Regions from separate parts of the Mus musculus genome. Here region 1 is linked to region 2. Evidence: chromatin loops called from intact Hi-C (ENCODE). Cell type or tissue: gastrocnemius. All regions are shown on one strand. Each heading gives the region's core, and the rest is flanking DNA. Links, peaks and the distances in the headings are about the cores only.

The links. A loop is a pair of places that touch in the nucleus more often than their neighbours do. Peaks named below come from ENCODE experiments on the same cell type or tissue, not always from the same donor. Only the 100,000 strongest peaks of a DNase experiment are listed, where the experiment ranks them.
Region 1: it touches region 2 in a loop (2.2-fold over the local background); 7 of 42 quality-filtered maps call a loop at or near these places.

The regions. Positions count from the first base shown.
Region 1 is chr13:92,852,746-92,861,088 of GRCm38, forward strand. Mtx3 (metaxin 3) reads left to right here. Exons shown (of 9, transcript NM_001162945.2): 9 at 39-5,473. The coding sequence ends at 149. Among named protein-coding and RNA genes, the nearest start is that of Mtx3, 12 kb to the left of the region's middle. In gastrocnemius, for the core only: a CTCF peak has its summit at 3,372 (motif pointing left); a DNase peak (open chromatin) is centred at 7,453; H3K27ac peaks cover 958 bases.
Region 2 is chr13:93,065,359-93,073,701 of GRCm38, forward strand. It overlaps Cmya5 (cardiomyopathy associated 5), which reads right to left. Exons shown (of 13, transcript NM_023821.3): 7 at 3,921-4,070; 8 at 1-13. Gm31745 (a long non-coding RNA gene) reads left to right here. Exons shown (of 4, transcript XR_382755.4): 4 at 3,334-4,166. It overlaps Gm4814 (predicted gene 4814), which reads left to right and starts at 7,946. Exons shown (of 3, transcript NR_036451.1): 1 at 7,946-8,137; 2 at 8,285-8,318. In gastrocnemius, for the core only: a CTCF peak has its summit at 4,360; DNase peaks (open chromatin) are centred at 4,000, 4,318, 5,255 and 7,908; H3K27ac peaks cover 588 bases.

The DNA.
Region 1 (8,343 bases), core at 167-8,166, 210 kb before region 2:
CCTCAGCCTCACTCAGATGTGTCTTGTACTTTTCACAGATGGATGGCAACCTCCGCCAAAGCCCTCAGCTTCTTCCTCGGAAGCTGCCGACCCTCAAACTGACTCCAGCAGAAGAGGAGAGTAATTCCTTGCAGCTGCTGTCACCCTGACAGTCACAGCCAGTTGCAGCTGGTCTAATGATTGTTGCAGTCATTGCTGATGCCAAGTGCACAGAGACTCAAAGAATGCTGTAATAGGTTTAAGACTAGAGCAGAGGGAGCTGTATCTGACTCTTTTTAAATTAGGAAAGCTATTATTTTAGCTTGGCAGTGCATTTTAAATAAAGGTGAATGCTAAGCGAACTGGGTGGGTGGGTGGGCAGGACAAGCCAATGGTACTGTATATAAAAATCCTGCCTTAACCTTGGCAGATCTTTGCCTTTGGTTCAGGTGTTGCTGACCAAAAGCTGCAATTCTGTTGTGAATGTACATTTTTAATGTATTTAAGTTAATTTATTAACTTAGTTTTTCTTAGACTTGTCTCAGTACATAATATGTGGCTTTTTGGCTGAGACCTTATTCTTTTAAGAAGTCTGATGCCGATTTTAGGAACCAGGAAAAATAGAAATTATTTCAATAGAAAAGCCTATATTTAATTTTAAAAAGCAATGAGGAATATGCTTCTTAATTGTTCTCTCATAAATCTGCTCCTTTGGCAGTTTACTGCTACATATGCAAATGTTAAAGGTGGTTTATATAATACCCCTGATAGCGCACATGCGCATGCACGCACGCACACAAGCCAGTGTGACTAAGTACTTGCTGATAGGTTTGCTCTAAGCTAGCAGAGATGAACATGGCAGCCTTAGACCTGTGTATTTAGTACACCATTGCTTACGTGTCTCACTCTTATATCAACTCCAGAACTGGAAGTCTAGCTGTCTACTGTATTGTTATTGTGCTCACCTAACTGTTCAGCCTCCTTGGGATGAGCCGTGGCGAGCGTCTCAGATCTGCTCCCGTGTGTCGGGTCTCCGTGATCCATTTGACTCAAAGCAGTTTGTTTCCTAATACGCATATCATGTAGTCACACTTTCTGACAAACTATTATTTCCTGTGCATTTTTAATTAGAGTTGAAGGATCCAAAGGAATGAGTCAATAGCAGGTTTCTCAGACGATTTACAGTTATTGGTTGTGAATGAGCCGTTCAAGGATTTGTTGTGTGGTAGTTTTACATATAATAGAAACTTGCTGATTTTAGTGGCCAACGTGCTTCTGTTATTGTAAAACTACTTCTGGGATTTTAAAAATAGGACCATGTTTGGGATTAGTGTCTTACAAGATTACTGTGGTGCTCAGAAAATGTTGCCAAGTTCTGCAGAAACCAGGCTGTGTTGTCTAGAGACTCGGCTACTGCGAGCAGAGCGGAGCTCAGCTGCATTTGACCTACATCGCCCCAGGTTGCTCTGTTTTTGGTAGATGTAAGTCTTAGGTCACTGTAAATACTCATTCTTGAAGCTTTAAATAAGACACAGGTAGCCCTCACGGTCCCATCCACCTCTGTGAGTGCATTTGCATTTAGGACATGTACTCAACGAGTTTCACAGAGATGCTTTAACAAAGGGTGTTTGTGTGTGTGTGTGTGTGTGTGTGTGTGTGTATGTGTGTGCATAGAGTGTGCGATGTAGGGGTGAATGTGTGCTAGTGAGTGTGGGTTTGAGCATGTGTGTGTGAGTGAATGTGTGTAGGGTAAGTGTATGTGTGTATGTGTGTGTGGTGTATGTGTGTACGGGAGGTGTGAGTGTATGTATTTTTGCGATCTAAAACAAGTTACAACAATCTGAAATCTGAGTATATCTGAGTATTGTGTTTTAAATGTAATGATCAAGAGGCTTCGTTGTCTCTAGGATTGACTTTATATTGAAGAAGGATGGTTGACACATTAGTCATATATCTGCTTATGCTTTAATCAGGGTTAGTCATTTTCAACTAGTATTAATGGTAAACCTTCCAAAAAGTATTTGAAGTAGTTTATAATTGTAAAATGCATGTAAGAGTAGGACAATTCTTCTTGAAAGCTGACAGTTCCTAAGAGAAAGAACCGTATCAACAGAACGAGACCTCACTCTGTGGGTGATGTTAGAAGGTGATTCTGAGGTAAGTTCTGCTGAGGAAGGAGCAGGGGCTTACATGATAGAAGAATGCAGCAGGCCATGTTCAGACGACTCCAGACTTCAACCAGGGAGTTACTGTGCTGTGTGTGCACCAAACTCTTCCTAATCATTTTAGAATAACAAGCACTCATTCTGTTTAGTGGAGAGGATGTCTGTAAAGTGACTTGTTTTTTTTTTTTTTATGGTCACACTGCTCTGAACTGCCTTTAGCCTTATATTCTGTAGCCCATGTGCTTCAAAACCACATTTCTGAGCTGCAGAACCTTAGTTAGCTGAGTAAGAACTTAGATGTTAGTACTGAGTTCAGCTCTATTTGTCTAAGTAAATGGGACAGGAGGAAGCTGTAACTGAGCATAGAATACTTCAGGGACCAGGCACACTGAGAAGCTCTTAGAAGGAGGTAGTTCCTCAGACTGGACAAAGGGCCTTGGTGACCCTGTCAGGATGTATGTGCGTGAGTTTGCTGGAGAAAATGGTCCACAGCCCTGACCAAACACTGTGAGCCATGGGTTTCAGAGGTGGTGGTAGCAGCCAGCATGGGAACAGGGATTATGCCCATTTTTAATTTTGTTGATTTTACAGAGCTAGAAAAAAAATTTAGTTTGCTAATTCCCACAGGAAAACACCCTCAGTGAGCACTGTCATCACAGTGGTGACCTAACACTGAAGAAACCACAGACAAGGGCATGAGGGGACCCCACAAAAGGCTCACAGTAGCAAATGTCGGGGTACTAGAGGACCTGATACTTTTTGGAAGCAACCATTTTTATTTCCAGTTATAATCCCTAAAAATTTATAACTGATAAATACAGTAACACAGGGAACAAAGATACTTAAGTTAAATCTAAGTTAAAGTGTTTTCAAAGTTTAAAAATGGGCAAAATGAACATCAACAGAGGCAGAAACTTGTGGAATATTGTAAGAAAACCACTTTGTTCAGGTGGTATTTGAATTGGGTACTGCATCTCAAGACATGCACCTACCAAGCTTGCTCAAAATGATTTTTTTTTTTTGGTAGGGTCAACAGTTTTTCAACAGCCACAACAATAACCACTCAAAGGCAGAATATAAATATTTAAATATGCGTGGGAGCTGAATGGATGGCTCAGTACTTGAGAGAACGCACTGCTCTTGCTGAGGACGTGGGTTCAGTTCCCAGGACCTCTAGCAGGGGGTTTACAACCTTCTGGAACTCTAGCTCCAGGGGATCTGGCGCCCCCTTCTGGAATCCATGAGCACCTGTACTCAAAATGTTCCTGTACCCACCCCACCCACACACACATACACATAATTAACAGTAAAATATATTTAAATATACTTAGGAAGCTGAATGATGGGGCCATGGAATATCTCCTTCCATTTTTGTAATGCTTTAAGAGTCTATAATTATTCCAAAATAAAAGGATTTTCAAAAAGCAAACCTAATAGAGTAAGTTCGTCACTATCTACATATCTCTATCTTAAAATTTAACACTGCAGACTTAGTATTCAGTTCCAAATGAGAACTAGATTATATACTGATAATTTTTTTATTTCACTCTTGAGTTTAAAGAAAAAGGGGCTCAGGTTTCTAACATGCTTCCCGGAAGATCGCCCTTGCCTTGTGAGAATGTTTCTAACAACCTCACACCAAAACGGATTTTCCATTAAAATATCAAGATGCTTATGATTTTACGTTTCTAATGTGTGTTAACTGAAGCATCACTGGGCTTGAGAGTGCTGCCCGTCATGATGAGAAGGCCAGGGGGCCTTTGGTTCTTTGTTAGTGTGGAAGTTGCTGTTGGTGTTGCAATCGCTGGGACCCCAGGATGCTTGTTTGGCACTCAGTGCTGTTGTGTCCAAAGCAAATGAGGACTCTGGGAATTTAAAAGGCTTAAAAATATTTTTCCAGAAAAACAGTCCGTGGATTACTTAAAAGAATTAACATTCTTAAACAGCACCATGTGATGGAAGGGGAGCTGGAGCTGATTGCTTGTGAGTAGTGAAGGTGCGTTGTGATAGAGGATCGTGCCAACAGAATAAGCAGCTTCTTTCAAAGGGGAAACAGGCTAGTTGTTTTTATGCCCTCGTTATTATTAATCTGAAGTTATAAGGTAAAAAACATTTAGTTTCTGCAAGAGTAGATTCTAAGAGGGAATTTGGCAGAATATGTTGTTCTACTAAGTTTGGAAAATGCTGTATTGTGCAGAGCTGACTTGCTGTAGGCTTTTCAGAGCCTTTGATGTGTAAATGTGTGTTTTTGGTTTCTAGCTTCAGAGATGTTTTACTTTATTAGCAAAGAGGACAGACTGAACAAGGCTGCGCGCAGGCGCATACTCATCCCCCAGGGGGACTCATTGTCTCCAGTAAGCACCTCCACTTAATACCACTTCCCTAACTTATTTTACTGAGGATTTTTTAAAAGTCGATGTTTTATGGGATTTGTGTTCTGAGAAATGTCCTTAGGAGAACATTGAGGATTTGTTGTCTGTGCTCATTACAAAGTTTCTGCTTTGAGTGTTTCTCTGGTGATGGTAAGGGCGACTAAACAAGCTCCATTTCTCCCAGAGTCTAAACCAGCTCACCAGTGAGGCCATGGCGTTTTGTCAGCCTCTGCAGCATATATACACAGTCGCAGGCTCGATGCTCCAGGGTTTGGATGTACATTAGAAGCACAACTTGCCGTGCGGTTTGGGTGCTGGAGTAATGGTGAGCAACCAACCACAGGAAAAGCTCTTGGACCTTAGTCCTGACGCTTCGGTTTTCCACTCGAAGATTAGAGCAATGCCTGTAATCATGTAGTTTACATATCCCAGATCTTTGGCGATCACTGGAAGTGCCCTGCCAGAGTTTGCATCAGCCTCTGAGAGTCATTGGAGAAGGAGAAGGCCATTCTGGCTGCTTGTTCTTTGGTCTGTGGGCTGCTGGCGTCTTGATCTGATGGCGGACGGGTGTATACAAGCCTTTAAATGCATAAAGATGATTTGGGTTTCTCTTACGTCTTATTGTTTTATAAAATAGAAACCATCCTTAAGTGAAACTGAGGTTTTGTAGCTTCACTTTAGCTTTCTGGAAGATCAACAGAGGAAGGGACAAGAGCTGCATATGATGTTTATTGGCTCCGTCTCCCAAGGCAGTCTCTGGATGGGAAACAACGTAAGCATCTGTTCTAGTGTGCAAATACCATAGCCTTGCCTACTGTGAATGTATTTTACCTAGAGCTGATGTAGAAATACCCAGAAGTGGAAATGATGGTCACTGTTAAGAATGTATTCTGACAAATGAGAAACTGGATATAATCTCAAAATAGCTATTTTCTCAATAAAATTTCAAATCATTGGACTGTTTGTTAATTCTTGGTGTATATCATTTATTCATTGATATGGTTGCCTTTCTTGAGATGAACTTTAGCAGCTGAAAAAAGTTATCAGTTACTGGGTGCTGGGGCTCAGCCAGATGAAGTACCGTTTCATTTCACCCATTTTTGTCTAGGATCCATGGGTACCCTTGTGAGATGTGTACTCCATACCAAGTGGGTGCATGCCTACTCTCAAGGCCACTGACCTGCATGCCACACCAGACACCTACAGCTGTGCACGGTTGTTGCTCGTTCATTCCTCAGATCTGTCAGTTTCTCTTCCTTTGCCCTTTCTTTAGTCGGCCCCCAGTCCAGCAATGTTCCATTCAGCTGAATGGAGACATTAAGGAAAGAACACTGTTTTAGGCTGGATGGAGGGCACTGGTTTGCTTCTTTTTCTTCTTAATTATGTACGTGCATATGCTTGTGTGTGTGCCTCTGTGTGTGTGTGTGTGTGTGTGTGTGTGTGTGTGTGTGTGTGTGTGTAAGTGCATATGTGAGGGTGAGCATACACAGGCCAGCATATAACCTTAAGTGTCATTTCTCAGGTGTTACTCACCTTTTCCTGGTGTTCACCAAGTAGTCCAGGCAAGTCCCGCCTCCATCGTCTCAGTGCCAGGATTCCATACATTGTGTTACCACATCCAGCTTCCTCAGTGTGGGGTCTGGGGGTCAGACAGGTCCTCATAAGCAAGTACTTTGTTGACTGAATCATCTCCTCTGCCCGCCCCCCCCCCCAATCTTTTTAAATAAACACATGTCTGTGGAGAGCATTGTGGTTTCCTTATAGCGGTTTTAGGGCAGTCCCTGATAGGAACCCGATAGGTGTCAGCCAGAGTTGTTTTCATTGGAAGATAATTAACATGTACTAAAATGTGGAGCTCTTCCAGGACCTGTTCAGGTAAGTAGTTCTCTTACTTCAGAAACTGCTACCTCTTTGCTAAGTTTTGTATCCACAGAGAACCTGAAGCAGCTGCGGTGGCGAGACAGGGATGTCACCTGCTTCCTGCAGGAGGGCAGCACAGTGCTGCAGTTGAGGGAAGGGTGGAATTCCCCTGAGGAAACAGAACTACCTGCAGCTCACAGCTGAGAGCCAGTTGACAAATCAAGGAATTCTTACTCCTAATTGATTCTATCAGAGGATTGGCCTTGTCTGATTTGGGGCACTCTAAATCCCCGAGTATTTAGGGGATGCCACACTATAGCAGCGCAAATAGTACTTTGCTGTTCCTTTGTCACAACCACAGCTATCAGTAGGAAAAATGAAAAGTTTTGCCTGCCTCCATTTGCCCCAGAGGAATGGAGATGAAGAGCTGAGAGGCTGGGTGGAGAGATGGCTCAGTGGTTATGCATACTGGCAACTCTTTCCAGAGGACACTAGTTTTGTTTTTGTTTGTTTGTTTGTTTGTATATTTATGTATTTGCATTTCAAATCTTATCCTCTTTCCTGGTTTTCCCTCTGGAACCTCCCTCTGCCCCTGCCCCTCCGCCTCCCCCTGCTTTTATGAGGATGTCCCCCCTCCCACCCACCCACTCCCACCTCACTGCCCTGGCATTCCCCTACACTGGGAAATCAAGCCTTTATAGGATCACAGACTTCTTCTATTGATGCCAGACAATGCCTTATCTGCTACATACGCAGCTGGAGCCATGGGTCCCTCCATGTGTACACTGTGGTTGGTGGTTTAGTCCCTGGGAGCTCTGGGCATCTGGTTGGTTGATATTGTTTTTCCTATGGGGTTGCAAACCCCTTCAGCTCCTTCAGTCCTTTCTCTAACTCCTCCATTGGGAACCTTGTACTAAGTCCAATGGTTGGCTGCAAGCATCTGCCTCTATATTGGTCAGGCTCTGGTAGAGCCTCTCAGGAGACAGCTATATCTGGCTCCTGTCAGCCAGCACTTACTTCTTGGCATCCGAAATGGTGACTGTTGTATATGGGATGGATCCCCGGGTGGGGGTGGGGCAGTCTCTGAATGGCCTTTCCTACGGTCTCTGCTCCACACTTTGGAGGGCACCAGTTCTGTTCCCAGCAATCCAAAGCTGCCTTTTGGCCTCCACATGTGGTAAAAAGACATGCAGGCAAGACACCCGTGCACATAAAATTAAACTTTTGGCTGGGTTTGAAGAGGAAATGGTGCTGAGAGGTTAGGATTTGCCATTCTGTGATCTGGATCCTAAATGATGACCTTAGCCTCTTCATGATCTCACAAGAGTTTCGGGAGAAAACCATGGCCGTCTCTCAGGGTACAAGGGTCAGCCTCCTGGGGTGCCTTTCAGCAACTATGATAAAAAAAATGAAGGCAGCTATACATTATCAAAGACATTTCTAATTTCTAAAGACACAACCAACCAAGGCTCCAAAAGTTGCACATTTCCAAGTGGGGGAGACACTACTAGCTTTGTCCTTTGCAGTAAGAGAATGGAAAAAAACAGATATGCTTTCACATTATAAATTCAGTTAAGGGTTGGTTCCTTAGGTCTCACTGGGGATGGTGACATTCTCAAGAGTCACATTTTGAAAAAGCTAAATCTTTTGGTGTAGAGGTATTGGTATTTCTCAATTAGGACCAAATAGACTTAAGGTTCATTTTAAATGCAGAAAGCAAACTGACTTACTTGGAGACTTCTTATGTTCTTCCAGGTTTGATGTGCAATATCCCAGTTTTCCCCCATGGGAGAGAAGATTATCCTTTAAACCTGATACACCATTTGCATTTTGAATCATACATAACATCTTGACCCCTGCTAAAAATGACATAGGAAAATGGGGGGAGGGGTATAGTAGGTGTGGAAATTAAGAAGAAGAAGAAAAAAAAAACGTGTTGCATGTGTATACAATCAAGACTAGTTCTA
Region 2 (8,343 bases), core at 215-8,214:
TCTTCTACCAGTTCTAGCACAAGACCCAATTATTAATTCAAAGATGTCTTATATAATAAACTAAAAATTAGTTACTGAAAAACATAGTCTGTAAATTTTACAGAAGACTCAAACTGATAACTTTACAAATATTATTTGTGATAATTTTCTCTTAGGATATATAAGTACGCAATAGCTCTCTAAAAACTGATACTTAGAAAGATATATGTAGTATTGCTAGTGAACACTTATCACAGCTAATAGAATGTTAGTACATTTCTGAGATTCATGATCCACAATTAAAGTAATTGATTTCAAAAGCAAATATCAAACTTGTATAGCGCATGTATCACCTTAAATTTCAGTAATAAAGTTTCAAGAAAAGCCTTAAGACTCAGTGCCAACATTCCACAGGACTCTATCACCAGAAAGGACAGCTATGTGCTTGTATTTAAGACTCCGCGGAGCATCTTTACAGACTAGTAAACAATTCTGCCACTCACTATGACTGCGAAGGTCTCGGATCCTGATGGTTTCTCAAGAACTGTAGTGCCACACCCTGAACAGCTTTAGGACTTGGCCTAACTAGGGTGATGGGATGGAGAAATGCCCGAAAAGCAGCCACATGTACAGAAAAGCTGTGATGAGCGAGGCCACGTGCTCGAACGGTGATGCAGCATCAGCAGCTGCAGCTGGGAATGGAGTATGTTTCAGTCAAGGAGGTGGGTTTATAAAATACAGCTGAACAAGGAGCTGATTTAACTATTCTTGGTAGGGAAACAGTCTCAGGCCGTAAGCATCAAGGAAGAGAAGGCTGGGGTTGATAGTTTCTATGTACACTGATTGATAATTCCTAAACACTCATCCTTGGACCACCGGAAGACTTTGCCACCACTCTGAGCCTCAGCCAGGAAAGGCTTTGCCACGCCCACAGGCCTGAGGCACTGAGGTTCTCAACATGGCTGAGCTTTATAACAACAACACACATTCTCTCAGGGCTTCCTCCACATTCCATATTTTAGAATCCTTTTAAATTTCTGCTTTTATAGTGACATATTTAAATTTGATAGGATAATAAGTTATTACGAGAAGTTGAAATTGGTTCAATCAAGACATTAGATTTTCTTAAGTGATTTTAATTTAAATATTTTTAAGGTAAATATCACTAAATGCTATTACAAATGCCTGTCCCTTTGGATTTTTATTTGTTTAGGGTTTGGGGATTTTTGATACATGGTCTCACTTGGAACAGACTGGCATGGGATGTACCATTCTCCTGCTTCCATATCTGGAGTACTGGGGTTATAGGGACAAGCTACCTACCACATCCAGTGATGCCTTACATGTTAGGCCAATCTGATCATCTTTACTGAAATGCTCTCTCCTTTAAAAATGATAATTTTCTCCCTGGAATTAGCATATGATAATTTTAGTTATCCTTCTGTATTGCCCTGAATGTTACCATCTAAAATACCCCTAGTTAAGAACCCAGATTGTTTCCCAAAAGAAACTTAGGACACTTTGGCTGCCCGGGGAGAACAATAGTTTAAAGAATATTGCAAACACTAACACTTCCCCTGTAGTCCAGAAGCCAACAACTGCAGCTTTTACCAGAGCTGTCCCTTCAGACACTCCTTTCAGCAATCACATGGCACCTGTTCTTGGAGACCTTACAATACACACCACAGTACCACAGGGTAGGTCTTCAACAAGGTGCACCAGCACATTTCAAGGCCTTGAAACAGTGAGACACTACAGGACACAGGACAGGAAGTCTTCTAGCTAGTGATGGAGTGGGATGAGCACCCTGGAAAGGCACTCCAAGTACTAACTATAACTTAAGAAAGATCTTGGCTAGACATGGACTTTCATGTGTAAAACAAAGCAAAGAGACAAATATAAACAGGTTTGTTTATCAATGAAAGATCAGTTTGACTCCTGACCCAATCATGAATAACTTAATGTGACCATGGGAGAATTATTTAACCCTATATCCATTTTTCCATGTGTAAATGGCCTGTAACACTTTGGCATGTGGTATTGTGTTGCTATTTTCTTCACAATTAAAACAGTCCATCCTGAAGGGAAGCTCCTTACAATAAAAAGTAAACAATTCAAATAGCTTCAGGAAGTCCCTGAAACTCATTAGATTCACTAGGCCCTTCCTCCCTTCCCTCTTTCCCTTCCCTCTTCCCCTTAACCCTTCCCCCTTCCCCTAAGAATAAACATCAAAGACTGCTTAGAGTCACTCTCAGAAAAGACATACTACATAGATGACTCTGACAAAACCCCAGACACCTAGAAGAAAGAGACCAGCTGAACTCTCTGGAAGAGGTTCAGACCAACTGAGCCATCTGGAAAGGCTTCTCTAACCTGTTGAGCTGACTGCAGACTGTTAAGTGTGCTCCAGGTTTCCAGCTCTGTGATCTGTCACCCACACTGGGATAGGCTTTGATGATGTAGCTGTTTTTGTGTCATGCCTGCTCCTGTGAATAACCCTTCATATTCCTGTAAGTCACCCAATAAAACTCATTGGTTCCCCAAGTTCGGTTTTGATGTTATCTATAATTTGGTCTGTCATGGCTCCCTATATGGGCCAAGTAGATATATGTGTGTGTTGTAACTCCCCAGGAAATATCTGGCGTATGGTCTTTTGTCAGAGTCACATAATACATCGTCACTGTTATATGGTAACAGGTCATTTTTGTCTCTAGAGATGGATTTAACCAACTTTATACTGTGCCCACAGTTACCTCCACAGAAACTTTTGTCTAAATTAACTTTACATTTCAAAAGATTTAGATTTTGTGGGTCAGTTGGTGGAACGTTTGCCTAGAATGGAGGAACCATGGGTTTGGTCCCCATGACCATGTTAACCAGGTGTATAGTGACTCCTTGAATCCTAGCACTTAGCCAATAGGCCTGGGAAGACCACAACCTCAAGGTCATCCTTAGCTACAAAGTGAATTGCAGGACAGTCTTGGATACATGAGACCCTGTCTTTAAGAAAAAAAAATAATCAACTTTAAAAAATAATTGTTAAGTCTTAGCAACAGTGAGATATTCTACCATATTTTTCCTCATTATAACTGGGCTCCTGCGTTTTGCAATGGGTTGTTGATACTGCCACATGCTCATCTAATTTCCCAAGCATGTGGGTCTGTCTTCAACAAGCAACACCGAATGCCAGCACTCCCCGCACTGATTGACTCATCAGGATATACAACCTCAAGCTGCCTGCTCTTAGGCCTCATCAGAAGTTCTGAGCAGAGAGATCTGCACAAAAGTTTAGCTTGGGAGGTCTGCCATCTGTTCTCCACGCTAAGCAGTGTCACGTCTATCTCCCATTACTAGGTGCCACTGGATGGCTATACCATACCTAGACCCACACCTTGAGGATTGCGAACTCTGAATCTACAAACCTGATACTCAGTGTTGTGTGTGCATGAAACTTACTGTGGAGGACACTGGCCTATGTACAGCTCACCTCCCCTCTACGGAGCAGAGCACACCACACTGTCTCTCAGACTTCAGCACAGTTAAACCTCCATCTCTCTGAAACGTTCGGATGACACTGCCTTCATGAAGATGAGCATCGCTTACTTGCTCCTGTTATTTTGAGCCCTCAAAGTCTAATCTGAATCTCAGTATCAATGCTCGTGTTGACCATTGTGATATCTGAATGCTCTCCCCTGATACCAATTTCCAGATTGTTCCTTTCCTCTAACATAGTAGTATGTGGTTGTTGAAGGATTTTGTTATCATTCCTGTAAGTGGCTAAAAAATGCTTTGTGGAAGTATAATATCTTAATGTGTATATATTTATTTATATACAATTTAATTTATATATTTTTATATACAATTGTCACGTGTATAGGACCTTAATTTACAGTAAGATGCAGAAATATATGCCAGCATCTGTAGCTCTGCAGCAATCTTACCATTTATTTCTTGATCATCCTGAGGCTCCTCTACACAGTATACCTGGAATGAGTCCACAACATCCTCCTTGTTCACGCTCCAGTACACTGCAATTGTTGTGCTGGTAGCAGAGCTTGGTTCCTGGGGTTCTAGTCTGGGAGGCTGTGGAACTGGAAGGAAACACAATTCACTATGACTAATGCTATTTTACTGACTGTTGTGTTTAAAACATGTTCAATGTGTTGTTAAAAAAAAAAAACCAACAATACAGAAATCTATGGGATAAAAGTAGGAAGGTTCCCCACTGCAACCTGCAGCCTAACTCCATTCCTTTGATACAGCCACTATTAGAGTGGAGTGTGAGGAGCGTGCGCGTCCCTCCATTGTTTCCCCTGCATTTCTGTAAGAGCATAAGCAACACAAATAGAAATGAACAAAAGTGCGCCCCCAGCTGGGGTCACTGCATAACTACTCTGTAGTTTTATACTTAGAGAAATAAACTTACACTGACTAATTGACTATGCAATAACTTGGCTTTGGATATGCTTTTTAGATAAGAAAATGATATACTGTTCTATATTGGCACAGTTTATAACAATAAAAAACAGTGAATCTTTTTCAGATATAGGATCTTCAAGTGAAGGAAACATAGTAAATATTAGACTAGAATGTTTAAAGCTGCAATCCATCTTTTTTTTAACATAATAGTCCTACAATTGTTTTAATTAGATGTAAAAATAGAAAAGAGTAGAAGTGACCTCTTGATTAAATGCCATGTAAATTGTAGATGCCTGATGTAATCCATGGTTCTGAATTTTAAAGACAACAATATCCTCAAGTGTTTTACTGGAGATTCTTGAAACTTATAATCATGTGTATTGAACACTAGTGCTGCATAAAATGCAATTATCTTCCTGCACTTATTAAACAAGATCATTGCACATATTTTACACATCAGAGAAAAAGATTATTCTCATAGTTAAAAAGACATCATGCTTTTAAAATTTGTGTGTTTGTGTGTGTGTGTGTGTGTGTGTCTTCCCCATCCAACAAGTTCATGAGAGATAAGCATACAGGAATAATGTAGGCCGAATTTATAAGTTGACACTCAGGGAAAAGAAAAAAAAAGTTAGTTCATCAATAAGGTCAAAAATGAAAAACAAAATAAATGAATTTGAAAAATGGAATAAAAAGACCAATTGAAATGATTCAATAAAGATAAAGAAGTGAGGAGTGATGCAGTTATAAAAAACGGGAGCAAACGAGGAGAATGGTGAAGTTCATAGGCCAGAACAGAAGCTGGCTTCTAAACGAGAGGCACCCCTCCCCCTCTCTGCATCACATAGCCTCAGGGTTATGTCCTAGGCTTGTTAAACGAAGCAAGATAATGTAGATCGAGTGTTTGAACTGTGTCCGCTAGAAGCAGCATCTGGGGTGGCAAGACAGCCGTGGCAGGAGGAACAAACAGTAGAGAAGAGAGCAAAGAACTCCTAATCGTGAAGGCTGAACTGGAGTCTGAGTACCTGGCAGGCAGGTCATAGAGGCCATAGAGACAGGACACACTGAGCAGACACCTGCCTGCCTCCTGCCTGCCTCCGCCTTTCCCTGAAGACTGACAGCTGTATCTTCTAACAGAGAACCTAAGAGTGGTTCTCAATGCTACAGCCTTTAATACAGTTCCTGTTGTGGTGACACCCAACCATGAAATTATTCCGTTCCTATTTCATAACTGTAATGTTGCTACTGTGATGAACTGCAATGTAAATGTCTGATATGCAGGATATCTGACAGCCCCAAGGGGTCACAACCCACAGATTGAGAGCTACTGCTCTGAAGGTGTTCGTCCACAGAGAGGATCCAGCAGATTGTTGTGTGGCCCAGGTCTATAGAACAGCCAAACAAAGCACTTCAACTATTATTAGTCTTTGAAGCAGCATGGAGAGCTTCCTGGAGCATGAATAATGTGAATGATCTTCCCAGTATAAATTATACACAGGACTGGAGCTAACCTTGCAAAAAATGGCAACATCGTTCTATATCCTTTCTCTCTAGCACAACTTCACAAACTTAAAAACTGATTGTCAACCCCCCACCTACCACCTAACTTTAAGGTAGAGCCGCTGCAGGGAACTAAGCATAACATGCAGGCTAGAAGTGATTTTGTTTCCCATCCAAAGAGTTAAAGTTAAAATATCCTTTTCTTCAAACAGGAGATACTGTTACTCTTAAACATGCTCCAAAGGGGAATAAGAACATCACATAGACATAATCTAATAATCATGGCTACATTTATAATTCATATTTGGCAGAATGCTGGGACCTAGATCTTATATGTTAGCAACTCTGCTTAAACTTTTACAGGGGTAAACTTAAATAAGTGTGATGTCAAAAAATACAAATGGAATCTTGGGGCTTCTTTGCCAGAAGCTCGGGTGCAGGAAGAGGAAGCTGTGGAGCCCCCCTGACTGGCAGGATGCACCCATAGAACATTTTCACACTCAGGGAGCTACACAGTAATCAGCTGAGATTCCATTACCTGGGGCCAAATATATATTCCACTCAACCTCGCTTTCAAAAACTCCACAAAACGTACAGTCATAGAAGCATGCATCTACAGTTCCAGCACCCAGGAGGCTGAAGCAGAAGGACCATGAATCCGACTCCAACTTGGGTTATACAGTGAGATGCTTTCTCCAAAACCAAACACAGGTCAGGAGGAAAGCAGCCTCAGTCTCAATAGCCAAGAGGTGAAAACAACCCAAGTTCTATCCATGGATGGATGGATGGATGGATGGATGAATGGATGGATGAAACTACTCATGGTGTAGGCATATAGTAAGTCTTAAACACCAAACTTGTGACATGTGTCACAAACATGAGTGAACATGGGAGGAAAATATGCTAAGTGGAATAAAACAGCTACAGAAAGGCACTATCTGGTTCCGCTTCTTCAGAGCATCAAACTCAGAGAAAAAGGAGGGGGAGGGGCAATTTCTGGGATCTGGAAGACGAGGGGGTTAGTGTTTTCATGGACAGAGAGAGTCAGTGTTGCAAGATGAAATTCTGGGTATATATGGTGGTAATAGTTGTCAAAACTATGGACATACTTCATGCTACAGATATATACTGAGTAATACACCCAGTGTTGTGTATACACCTTTAATCCTAGCCTAGGTAGGTAGAGGCAGGCAGATCTCTTTGGTTGAGTGCAGGACAGCCAAGGCTTTATAGTGAGACCCTGACTCAAAATAGATAACTGGGTAAAATGAAATAAAGTAAAATAAAAATGAGTGCTTTTGTTTTTTAATAAAAATGGATAAATTATTTTTTAAGATTTATTTTCTTTTAATTTGGGGTATACATGTGTGCTTCTAAGTGGGCTTATGTCTATACAAGTGCTGGTACCCACGGATTCCAGAAGAGAGCATCAGAGTCCTGACCTGGAGCTATGGGCAGTTGTGAGCCACCATTGTAGGCACTGAGAACTGAACTCAGGTCCTCTGCAAGAGCACCACACACTCTTAGCTGCTGAGCCATCTCTCCGGCCCCTAATATATAGCAAATTATATATGCACCTTATCACAGTTACAAACAAATCTAAGATCCAGAATCAAACTAAGTAAACCTTCCTCCTGGGGCTGGTGTGAGGAGGAGAGGACTGGCCCTGTGGGTTTCACCAGGGCGGGGCCTCCGTGGGAACTGAGTAAGAGGTGAACGCTGTCGTCTCTCACAGGGAAGCCTGTGTTCTCTCCTCACTCTGTGTAAGTCAGCAGGAGCCAGATGCTCAAGGGCCTTCTCTCTGTGCGGTTGCATTGATCTCAGAACAAAATATACAGGCCCTGGGCTGCGTATTCACATGCAGACATATGCAGAACAGAGCAGACATTCATAGGCATCCATTCTCAGGGCTCTCTCCCCTGAGGTGCTTCACATCTCAGGGCTCTCTCCCCGGGGTGCTTCACACCTCTGAGACTGCGTACACTTCCTGGGCGATGGCAAACAGTCTGCGACTGCAATTTTGCAGCCTCTAACACACATAAAAAGCCCTCCCGCTGAGCAAAGGGCGCTCAGAAGTCTATTCTTGAAAACGGGCAGCTGTGTATAAAGAAGCCTTGAAGACAGACGGCTGCTCCGTTCATCAAAATCTTGTTTGCAGCTGATGTTCTAGTTTAATGGCTCTGAAAGACACGAGAAAACACCCTTCGGCGCAGGACAGTTCTGAAAAACATTCATTAGGGTAAATGACTAAATTGTCTACGTTATTAAGGTCGTTGGGTATGAGTGTTTTGCAGGTGGGGTTTTTTTTGGGGGGGGGGGGGAGTAAGCTTTCTTCTAAAGACACAGTGGCTTTTGACTGGTTACTAACCTAGAACTTTCTCAACAGGAATGAGCGTTTTAACACCCCTGCCATCTGTGAGGTAAACCTGGTTGACAAGGGTACCT